Regions from separate parts of the Homo sapiens genome. Here region 1 is linked to region 2. A link is a loop called in an ENCODE intact Hi-C map of the cell type or tissue named here. Cell type or tissue: CD14-positive monocyte. All regions are shown on one strand. Region 1 overlaps TOP1 (DNA topoisomerase I). Region 2 overlaps TOP1 (DNA topoisomerase I).

The links. A loop is a pair of places that touch in the nucleus more often than their neighbours do. Peaks named below come from ENCODE experiments on the same cell type or tissue, not always from the same donor. Only the 100,000 strongest peaks of a DNase experiment are listed, where the experiment ranks them.
Region 1: it touches region 2 in a loop (2.0-fold over the local background); 15 of 110 quality-filtered maps call a loop at or near these places.

What each region holds. Positions count from the first base shown.
Region 1 is chr20:41,093,036-41,098,035 of GRCh38, forward strand. It overlaps TOP1 (DNA topoisomerase I), which reads left to right. Exons shown (of 21, transcript NM_003286.4): 10 at 4,185-4,306. It overlaps PLCG1-AS1 (PLCG1 antisense RNA 1), which reads right to left. Exons shown (of 7, transcript NR_109889.1): 7 at 4,959-5,000. Among named protein-coding and RNA genes, the nearest start is that of PLCG1, 42 kb to the right of the region's middle. In CD14-positive monocyte, CTCF peaks have their summits at 2,522 (motif pointing left) and 2,721; a DNase peak (open chromatin) is centred at 2,526; H3K27ac peaks cover 1,421 bases.
Region 2 is chr20:41,032,506-41,037,505 of GRCh38, forward strand. The region is part of intron 2 of TOP1 (DNA topoisomerase I); the gene reads left to right. Among named protein-coding and RNA genes, the nearest start is that of TOP1, 6.2 kb to the left of the region's middle. In CD14-positive monocyte, no CTCF peak of the experiment used is centred here; no DNase peak of the experiment used is centred here; H3K4me3 peaks cover 114 bases; H3K27ac peaks cover 682 bases.

The sequences.
Region 1 (5,000 bases), 61 kb after region 2:
TCTCTAGATAGGGCTGGTAGGCATCTGTCACCTATTCTGTGTAGCATAACACTATGCCTTTGATATATGTGCAATCAAGTCTGATGAGCTGCTTTAAAGAAATGCCCTGCCTGGGTCTCTTAGAACCCTCAGAATTGTCCCTTATCTGTCGTTGGTATTTGTATCCTTGGGTTTGAAGGATTTGAGGGTAGCCTTTGACATGCCTCCTGTTGGCAGTGTAGCAGTATGTAGATGGTAATAACTGATTTTCTTCATTCCATGAGTTTTATCCAGAAATGGTTAGAGCATTGTTCCTCATACCCTTATGTGCTTATGACTCACCAAAGTGGATCTGAGCCCATTTAACAGTTGTGGGGTGGGCTTCTTTTCCCTTTCCCCACCGTCCCTCTTCTTCTTTCCCCTTTCCCAACCATCCTTCCCTCTTCTGTCCCCTTTCCTGACAGTCCCCCTTCTCCTTTCCCCAGCATTCCTCTTCCACCTCCACTTGTCTTACCACCGTCTTTTGGCCACTGTTATTTCACCACCCCATTTCTCCACCATTTTTCCCACCCTCAGCCCCCCACTGTTTTCTTCTCACCCATCCCACCGCCCGCACTGAAAAGAAAAAGTTCTGGGGTGGGATTGAGTACTTCTGAACCAAGTGGTCTGCTGACCAAACTTTGAGAAACACTGGGCAGGATAACTGCTGAAAAGCATCAGTGGTGAACACTCAGGCATTCTGGTGCATCTCTCTTCCCACCAGTAGTGGCCTTAGGTCCACCAATGCTTGTAGGCCTAGGTAGTAGTTTACACTAAAGGGCTGGGTCTGCAACTGAAGAAAGTGCCAAACTTGGCAAGCTGAAATTTGTTTTTTAAAATGCCATATTTATTAGCCAAGTGTGGTGGTGCACGCCTGTAGTCCCAGCTACTCGGGAGGCTAAGGTGGGAGGATTGCTTGAGTCCAGGAGGCAGAGATTGCAGTGAGCCTAGATCGTGCCACTCCCCTCCAGCCTGTGTGACAGAGTGAGACCCTGTCTCAAAAAATAAAATAATAAATAAATAAATAAAACATATTTATTGAATGTATTTGTGGTCAGACACCAAGACCCAGCAGTGGATAGTACTACTGACTTAGACCCTGATCTTGGGGAGTTTGCAGCCTAACAGGACTCCATAATCTCAGAGGCAAATGCTTATGTTATGTAAACATTTTGACCTGTTGACCAGAGAGCCTAAGACAGTTCTTTCAGCCCTCACGCTGGTCATTCCTGGAGACTCTTAACTATAACTCAAAGCCAAAACTCCTAATTAAGAGAAAGGGCCTAGAACCTTGAAGAGCACCATCTCAAAGCGTAGGTATTCCGTAGGCCTGGTCTGGACTTACCAAGAGCTTTAGGATGCTCAGCTGGTAAAGCCTCACTTTGAGGTTCAAAGTGATGGGAGGGAAAGCTAGATTCCCTAGTCCTGTGGTTTCTCTTCCTTTTCAAGATAGGAAGCAGAGGCCTGGTCTAGTTCACAGGTTGCCATAGTCCTTTCCTCCCATTCTTGCCCAGTCCTCCTTTACAGGATCCTGCTTTAGGGCTCCAGCATTTTCTCAGCTGGTCCTCTGCTGGGATTTCTTCTCTTTGATTGTGTGAACTCTTACTCTGCAGTAAGTCAAGAAGTCATATTTGACTTTACTTCAAACTGATACAGTAAGTGCTGCCTACTCTCTGGGGAGGAGAATTCTTAGACTCCTTTAGAACTTGCCAGGGAGGTGGGGCATGGGCTAGCTGAAGCAGTGAATTACTGCCTTCTCTGAGGACCTTCAGTTTACAGCTTTGATTCAGCAGTTTCCTTTTCCTGGAGCTCAGCCTTTTCCACAAAGTGTTAACATTGCCAGGAACCTTCCAGTCATCCTCCCACTACTCTGATGCAGGGAGCCATCATTTCATCTTTTGACAGCTCATCTAAAATAGGAGGAGTCACAGTTGCTTCTCCCTCTATTAGGACAGAATTCAGTAAAACAGCCCAAAATCTCATTTTTTTTAAATTTATTTTTATATTTATTTATTTGAGACAGAGTCACACTCTGTCACCCAGGCTGGAGTGCAGTGGCACAATCTTGGCTCACTGCAGCCTCCACCTCCAAGGTTCAAACGATTCTCATGCCTCAGCCTCCCAAGTAGCTGAAATTAACAGGCACGTGCCACCACACCTAAGTTTTGTATTTTTAATAGAGACAGGGTTTTACCATGTTGGTCAAGCTGGTCTGGAACTCCTGACCTGAAGTGATCCTTGCACCGCCTCCTAAAGTGCTGGGATTACAGATGTGAACCACCATGCTCAGCCACATTTTTTTTTAAATGGTGTTAACAGTTTACATTTTTTTCTTGCCATTTTATTTCATTTATTTTATTCCTAATGACTTAATGTTTTCCTTTATATTGGAAACATGTTACAGTTTTCTAAAGAAGTTCAGGGAATCTTTTAATACACAGCCTATCTTCCCCGAAGTGTCTTTCTTCCAAAGCAGAAGCTTGGGGGTTGATGGGGGCAGCTGCGCCACCTGTTGGCCTTTTAAGTTAATGGCGTCCAAAGTGGGTTCTTTCTATTATAACTGTTTCAATATTGTGCTACAGTTCTCTACACCCCTGCAAAGTCAGATTGCATATCATTATGAGATAAGATGTCTTCTGAGTTTTGAAATAAATGGATTTCTGGTTAAATTTTAGTTTTCTATAAAGAATGTGGGCAGCCTTGGTGAATTATTAATACCTGTGTAATAGTAAGGTGGTGGAATTATAGTTAACCTCATTTTAAGTATAGCCAAATGCTCTTAGTATAGCATGGATTGGTTCGAGGTGATGTTGTAAAGTTGGATTTTTAAGAAAGAATGGAAATTGGCACTAAGAGTACTGTCAAAAGCATTTGTTTGAAAAGTGGATTAAATTCCCAAGTACTTTTCTTTCATTGCTTTATTAACTAAATCAGGTATATAAAACCCATAGGCCCTATTCAGATTTTCTTTACCAGTTAGCAGCTTTCATTGTGAAAACATCTGAGTCCCTTTAGACAGCTTTTTGTTTATTTGAGACAGTCTCAGTCTGTTGCCCAGGCTGAAGTGCAGTGGCGTGATCTTGGCTCACTGCAACCCCTGCCTCCTGGGTTCAAGCGATTCTCATGCCTCAGCCTCCTGAGTAGCTGGAGTTACAGGCTCCCACCACCACGCCCGGCTAATTTTTTATATTTTTAGTAGAGATGGGTTTTCGCCATGTTGGCCAGGCTGATCTGGAACTCCTGACCTCAAGTGATCTGCCTGCCTCAGCCTCCCAAAGTGCTGGGATTACAGGCATGAGCCACTGCTCCCAGCCCCTTTAGACAGCTTTTACATAAACAATTGGATACACCAGGAACCCCAGTCATCCCTTGTGCTGTGGATGCATCCTGGTTCCCTGAAAGAGGCAGCATCATGGTACCCATGTTCCAGAGCAGTGTGTCGCAAACTCTAGTGTGCATCCAAGTCTTGTTAAAAATGCAATTTCTGTATAGGATTCAGTAGGTCTAGGAGGGGGCCTGGGATTCTGCATTTCTAAACTCCCACATGATGCCAATGCTGCTGGTCTGTGAACCACTTGTTGAATAGCAAAGTTCTAGAAGAAGGTCTTATTAGGCTTTTCATATGGGAAATCTGGGCTTGCCTAGTATGGATATATATTTTTTTATTCATATTCCACCCACCTAACTTTGAAGAAGAAAGATGCCTATTTCTTTTCCCCACAATTCCTTTCTTCCACTCCCTGCCCTATCCCTTCCTCCCCTTCTTGAACAGAGGCTGCTTAGCTTAGCAGTGGCAGGAGTCCCTCTGAGGATTTGATTTTTAAAAACCATTGAAGAGGTGTAAAGGACCCTGCTTGCTGAAAGGAAAAGGAAGAGTGACTGGGCCTCCCCCAGGTCATCCCTGTCCTGAGCAGGCACCTGGGAACAATTAACTGGCATAGTCTCCAGAGAATGACCCAGGTAAATATATGCTAAAGAGAAGGAGAATTTGTACAAGTAGATATAAATCAGTATGTTGTCTTTGTTGTTGTTGCTACTATGTGTCACCAGACCTTTATATACCATGAGAAGGCAAACCATTATTAAAGAGAATTCGCTAGCCCTGGGTATTTATGCTTAGAACATGAATACTATACCTCACTTTTTGGAACCACTTTTTTCTCTAGGTAAAGTCATGAAGCTGAGCCCCAAAGCAGAGGAAGTAGCTACGTTCTTTGCAAAAATGCTCGACCATGAATATACTACCAAGGAAATATTTAGGAAAAATTTCTTTAAAGACTGGAGAAAGGTACTGTAGCCCATGTGTTAATATCCTAGTACCTTGCAAAACAATCAAGTACTAAGTAATAAATTATCATTTTGCAAAACATTTCCTGATGTAAAATTTGAGTTGTATGGATTTTGTTGTATTTAAACTTGCGTATTTTTTGTCTTCATTTACTATATTATGTAGGGTTTCTGTCCAACAAGAGTACTTGTATATCTTTGCTATTGGCTCTCATGTGATGGCAGGTAGGTGGGGGTTATCAGATTAGGCCAAACAGAAAACCTCAACTCCAGTTGCGCACAGGAAAGTTTGTCGCTGCAGGACTGCCCCGTGTCTGCTGTTGCAAAGAGAAATGTTAATCTGATGTCCCTCTCGCTGTTAATTCTTGCTCATTTATTTTAGGTACTTTCTACTCTTGAAACCACATATACTATATTTGCCTAGGTGATTTTTTAAAATCTCATTATTCTCAATTTGGATAATGTGGACAGAGGCAGCAGTAAAGTTTACTTCCTGAACTAGCTCAGAAAAAGCAGACTTAATAAATGAATAGAATAGGGGTAATGTTTCCAAGAGAGAATCAGTATGGGATTTCAAACTTGTATTCATAATGCCTGGGGGCTGTGTGCCACGGAGTCTAAGAAACCACATAAGAATTCATTTTTTTCCATGATAAGTCATTTTAAAACATTTTAATATTAGTAAGTACATATTT
Region 2 (5,000 bases):
TGATAATGGTAATACCAGGTTAAAGTGTTAGCGATTCTTCTGCTGTTTCAGAGGTCTTGAAGTTTTTGCCTGTCTGCTATGGAGATAGGGAGTTCTCCCCCATTTGACCCCCTTAGCAAAGCACAATACTTGGCTCCATCAGTCTTTAGTCTAAGAAGTGATATATAGGATCATGGTTTGACATCATCTTGTGCTGATTCTGGTTGGCTTAATGGAATCAAATTGGATGAAGGTAATTAAATATGAATTGTTTCTGATGCTAATAGATAGTTGTACTTCTGTCTGTTGGGTATGGGTTGGGATGGGCGGTAGCATAGCTGATTGCGGTGGGGGAATTTCAGATAGCTGATGATGTGGCTATCTGAAAATTGCCACTACATTTTTAAAACTGAAAAGTGATGGTACCGCCAAATGAAATCTGCAGCATCCTCAGACTCAATCAGGAAATACTTAAGCATTATGCTCCAGGGTGGTTTTCTTCCCTTACATTGCAACTGGACTCCTTGAGGCACCTTTTTAGAATTAGTGAGCCGCTAGGATTTTTATACTATGCTTTGACATAAAAGAAAGTTGCTTGTCAATATGTGTTTTTTTAGTTTACCAGCATATCAGATCTCACAAACAAATTTTAGGCTCGGATTGGATGTTTCTAGTAAAAACAAGAAAATCCAGGCATCACTAAAAGAATCAGAAATACGTTGTGGCTTGAAAGGTGCAAACTAAATAATATAGCTAGCAGTAACGGTCACCAACTCCTGCTTTTCTTTGGTTCAGTAGATAGAGTAAAATGGAAAATAGGAAACCAAGGTCAGTCCCCAAATCTCATTTTAACCAATAGCAGCAAAAAAAAAAAAAAAAAAAAGGAATTGAGTCTGACTTTTTCCCCTTGCTGTCAGCATAAAGATGGGGAATTGAGAGAGTTGGAAAGACATTCATTAGTTTGTTCAGATTATTAAATAACATGTCTTAAAGTTTATATTCCAAAATTGGGCTGTGAGGTTTTTTTGTTTTGCTTGTTTTCAGTGCATGTGTGGGGTGGGGAGGTGCAAAAAAATGTTTGCCTTCTAATATACAGCTTTGTTGTATATTAATTATATAGTAACAGTTGTCCCTGCTGCTAATGGTATGGAAAATGATTCTGTTGTGCTTTCTGAATACATATCATTTTAGAAGTTTCAGATTATACTAAAACCATGTTATTTCATATTAGTTGGACATGAATGCATATTTATATGACACATCATTATCAACTTTTGCCTTTTGCCATCTTTTTAGTGCAAAGTAAAACTGATATTCTTCAAATCCAAAGTCGTTTCCTCAGAAGTGTGTTTTGTGAGGGATTGCATCTTTCCCATGTGAAACTGTGTCGAACTCCAGTAAACTGTGTTTGCTTGGGAAAATGAATTCAAATGTAATTAGTTTGAATGAAGCTGTGGAAATGTTTGAAATGAGTATTTTGACATTGGACCTGGAGGTTTAAAAAAAAAAACCCTATTGAAAGAATAGTAAAATATATTGGATGTGGAGGTGAGAGTCAGTTGAGTGAATTTTCTGTGTTGTATGGTTTAGATTATCTGACTATCCCTTAATTATTTTGAAACCATTAACTTTGGATAATAAGGGCATTTAGGCAAACAGTTGACACATGGATTTCTTAAGGTAAAAAGTTTAGAGACTTCCAAACTAGTCCTTAAGAGGCGAATGGGTATTGTGTTTAAAGGAAGCTTTCAGATTGTGTTTAAACTTCGAGTAGTAATATTTGGAACTGTCTTTTCTCCCTATTTCCATGCCTCATACATCTCAAGTTTGAGCAGCAGCTTTCCATCCCCATGGCTCCAGGCCAATAGCTGCAGTAGAAAATCTAAAATAGAGGCCAGGGTTGGAATAATTAGCATTTTGCCAACCCCCACCCTCCCTGCCACCTGCCTATCTAGATGTGGACAGTATGTGCTGTGTTGATAGCATAGGGCCTGGGAAGGGTGGAGAGGGATGTAAATGAGGGCAGGGTGGACAAAGTTTGATTGGGGGTTGCGGGGAAGCTTGTAGAGGAATGTCTGTTAGATATTGATGGTATTTTGGTGGCGTTATGAGAAATGGCTGATAGTTTGCTGAAATGATTTAATAGTAAATAGATATTGTTGAACATTTTCTGTGTGTATAGGAAAGATCCTAGATATTTTTCACACTGGGAGAGAAGTGATGTTACTGGTATCTCATGCATATCTCTGGAGTATATAGATCGTAATATCAACTTTGGCTATCTGTATCGAAGTTTGTATTAACTGTCTTTATGTGTGTCATTTATGTCTCTTAACGTTTAGTAAGAAAGAAATTCCAAGGAAGGTAGGCAACTTTTAATTTTAACTTCTTTCCTTTACTTTTTTTTTGGGCGGGGTGGGGGGCAGACAGGGTTTCTGTTTGTTGCCCGGGCTGGAGCGCAGTAGTGTGATTGCAGCTCACTGCAACCTCTGCCTCCTGGGCTCAAGCGATCCTCCTACCTCACCCTCCCAAGTAGCTGGAACTACAGGTGCATGTCACCACGCCGGGCTAATTTTTGCATTTTTTGTAGAGACGAGGTTTCTCGCCATGTTGCCCAGGCTGGTCTTGAACCCCTGGGCTCAAGCAGCCTGCCCACCTCAGCCTCTCAAAGTGCTGGGCATGAGCCACTGTGCCTGACCCTTAATTTCTTTTTGGTAGGTATTCATTTTTCATTTGTTGTCTTAAGCTTCTAGTTTCACTCACTTACCTGTCTGCTAAATTTTTCTGAAATGTGTAATAAATGTTTTAATTTACCATCTCCCTTCTACCCTTCCCATCAGATTTGGGGTGGGGAGGCATCTCTACCAGGCAATTAATTCCCCTCTGAGCCTTTGAAATTAACATTTTTGTTTCTGTGGATTCAAGGAGCCTAAAGAACACAGTTCATTAGCATTCCTAAGAAACACCTAGGTAAGCTCCAACAAAAGATGTTAAAGCAATCAGTATTTTTAGGGACTTCAGATCTCCTGTATTTGTTGTTGTAAATGATGATGTTGGGAAAAGAATTTAACAGATCCCTGGGTATTCTGACGTTTTCCTATATTTTAAGAACGAAACCGACCCAGCCAGCTTGTGGTCCCATTATTCTTTATATTGTTTTTCTTAGCACACGCTAGCAAAGATAGATGCCTAGGACTTTTCTTGGCTATTGGAGTTTATAGAAAAAAAGTTCTTTGTTGAAGGTTAGTCCTCCACCAGAATAATACACCCTTTTTCCCCTTAGTAGAAGTCCAAATGTTAATCTTGCTATCATATATGTATGAATGCCCAGATTTATAAAGCTTTGTAGGTATATTACTGATTGTGCAGGAGACTAATCTAGGAGGCTTCAGGATCATTGTCATTTGTGGATCTCATTGGCTAAGACCTTTTACTTAACCTGACTCCAGTAAGGTAGCCCCTTTGTTTCCTTGTAGTTGACTATGTGAGCTCTTGCCAAGCAGCAGAAGTGGGATGAAGGGAACTAATTTTGAAAACTTATTAGGCACCACATTTTTATGTGCATTAAATCTGAATTGAATAAAGATAATATAGATTGCATAGGCTTATGGGGAGAACCAGAGACCAGGAAAGGAAACGTTTTTTTCTTTTTACCCTTTATGCCTTTTCATGTCCCCTTTTTGATAACATGCTGCCTTGGTCCAGATTCTGGAAACCCCACTCAGGCTGTAATTGGTAAGCTTCTAGTACAGATGTCAGAACCTGCCCTTGATTATCTGCTGTTAGAGATAGCTTGGACCCTTTGTATGTGGAATGTTAGGTCTAGGGGAAGAGTGGGGGTGTGAGGAGACAGCTGTGGTAAAATAGAAAATTGGTGTAGGATTCCGAAAAATCGAGATAAGTCCCTGTTCTTCCTATGAAACATGATCTGACCACTGAACCTTGTTTTCTTATCCATAAGCAAGGATAATATTTATGTTTCACAAACTGTTGAGAATTAGATAAGTATATGAAGGTGCCTCTCTGTCCTCATTGTAAAATGTAAACTTTGATGAGACAGCCTCTATTCTCAACTGGATCTTTATTTTGAATGTTAGGTTTGAAATAGTGATTGATGTTGGGGAGTCTGTCTTTCATTGGTATTCCCTGTTAAAGTTTTAAATCTTCTTGACATTTACACAGTGAATTGTAACATGTAACTAGTGTTGTTGAGTCTTTACCTAATTGAATCAGCAGAGCCTACACTGATGTCTTCCAGTTACAAAGCGGTCACTGTAAAGTAAAAGGTGTCTTCATATCTAGGTTTGGGCTGAGAAGGATCCAATTGTATATCTAGTTCCTACTTTTCTTTTTTTTTTTTTTTTGAGATGGAGTCTCACTCTGTTACCCAGGCTGGAGTGCAGTGGCGCAATCTCGGCTCACTGCAAGCTCCGCCTCCCAGGTTCACGCCATTCTCCTGCCTTAGCCTCCTAAGTTGCTGGGACTACAGGCGCCCGCCACCACGCCTGGCTAATTTTTTGTATTTTTAGTAGATACAGGGTTTCACCGTGTTAGCCAGGATGGTCTCGATCTCCTGACCTCGTGATCCACCAGCCTCGGCCTCCCAAAGTGCTGGGATTACATGCATGAGCCACCGCGCCAAGCCTAATTCCTACTTTTCTAAGAATGTTTACAGCAAAGTGGTCATTGCCAAAGGAACTTGTAGCAGTACAGAAGATGGGCTCAGAAATGAAAGAAGTCTATTGATGTGACTAATTTCTCAACCATTTAATAGAATTATGGATTTTCTATTAAAAATAACTTGACCCTTTTCGATGCATTTAATAAAATGCCAAGTTCATTATTTGTTAATTTTTTAAAACCACAAAATTCAATATGTCTTGTGTCAGCATATTTTTTCAAAGGCCACTATTTTACTTCTCCCCCAAAACGTTTTTAAATTAAACAGAGAACTCTCAAAGCACCTGAGAATTACTTCAGTTTTTCATTTATTCAAATAGTTGCTTAAAGTGACCAACTTG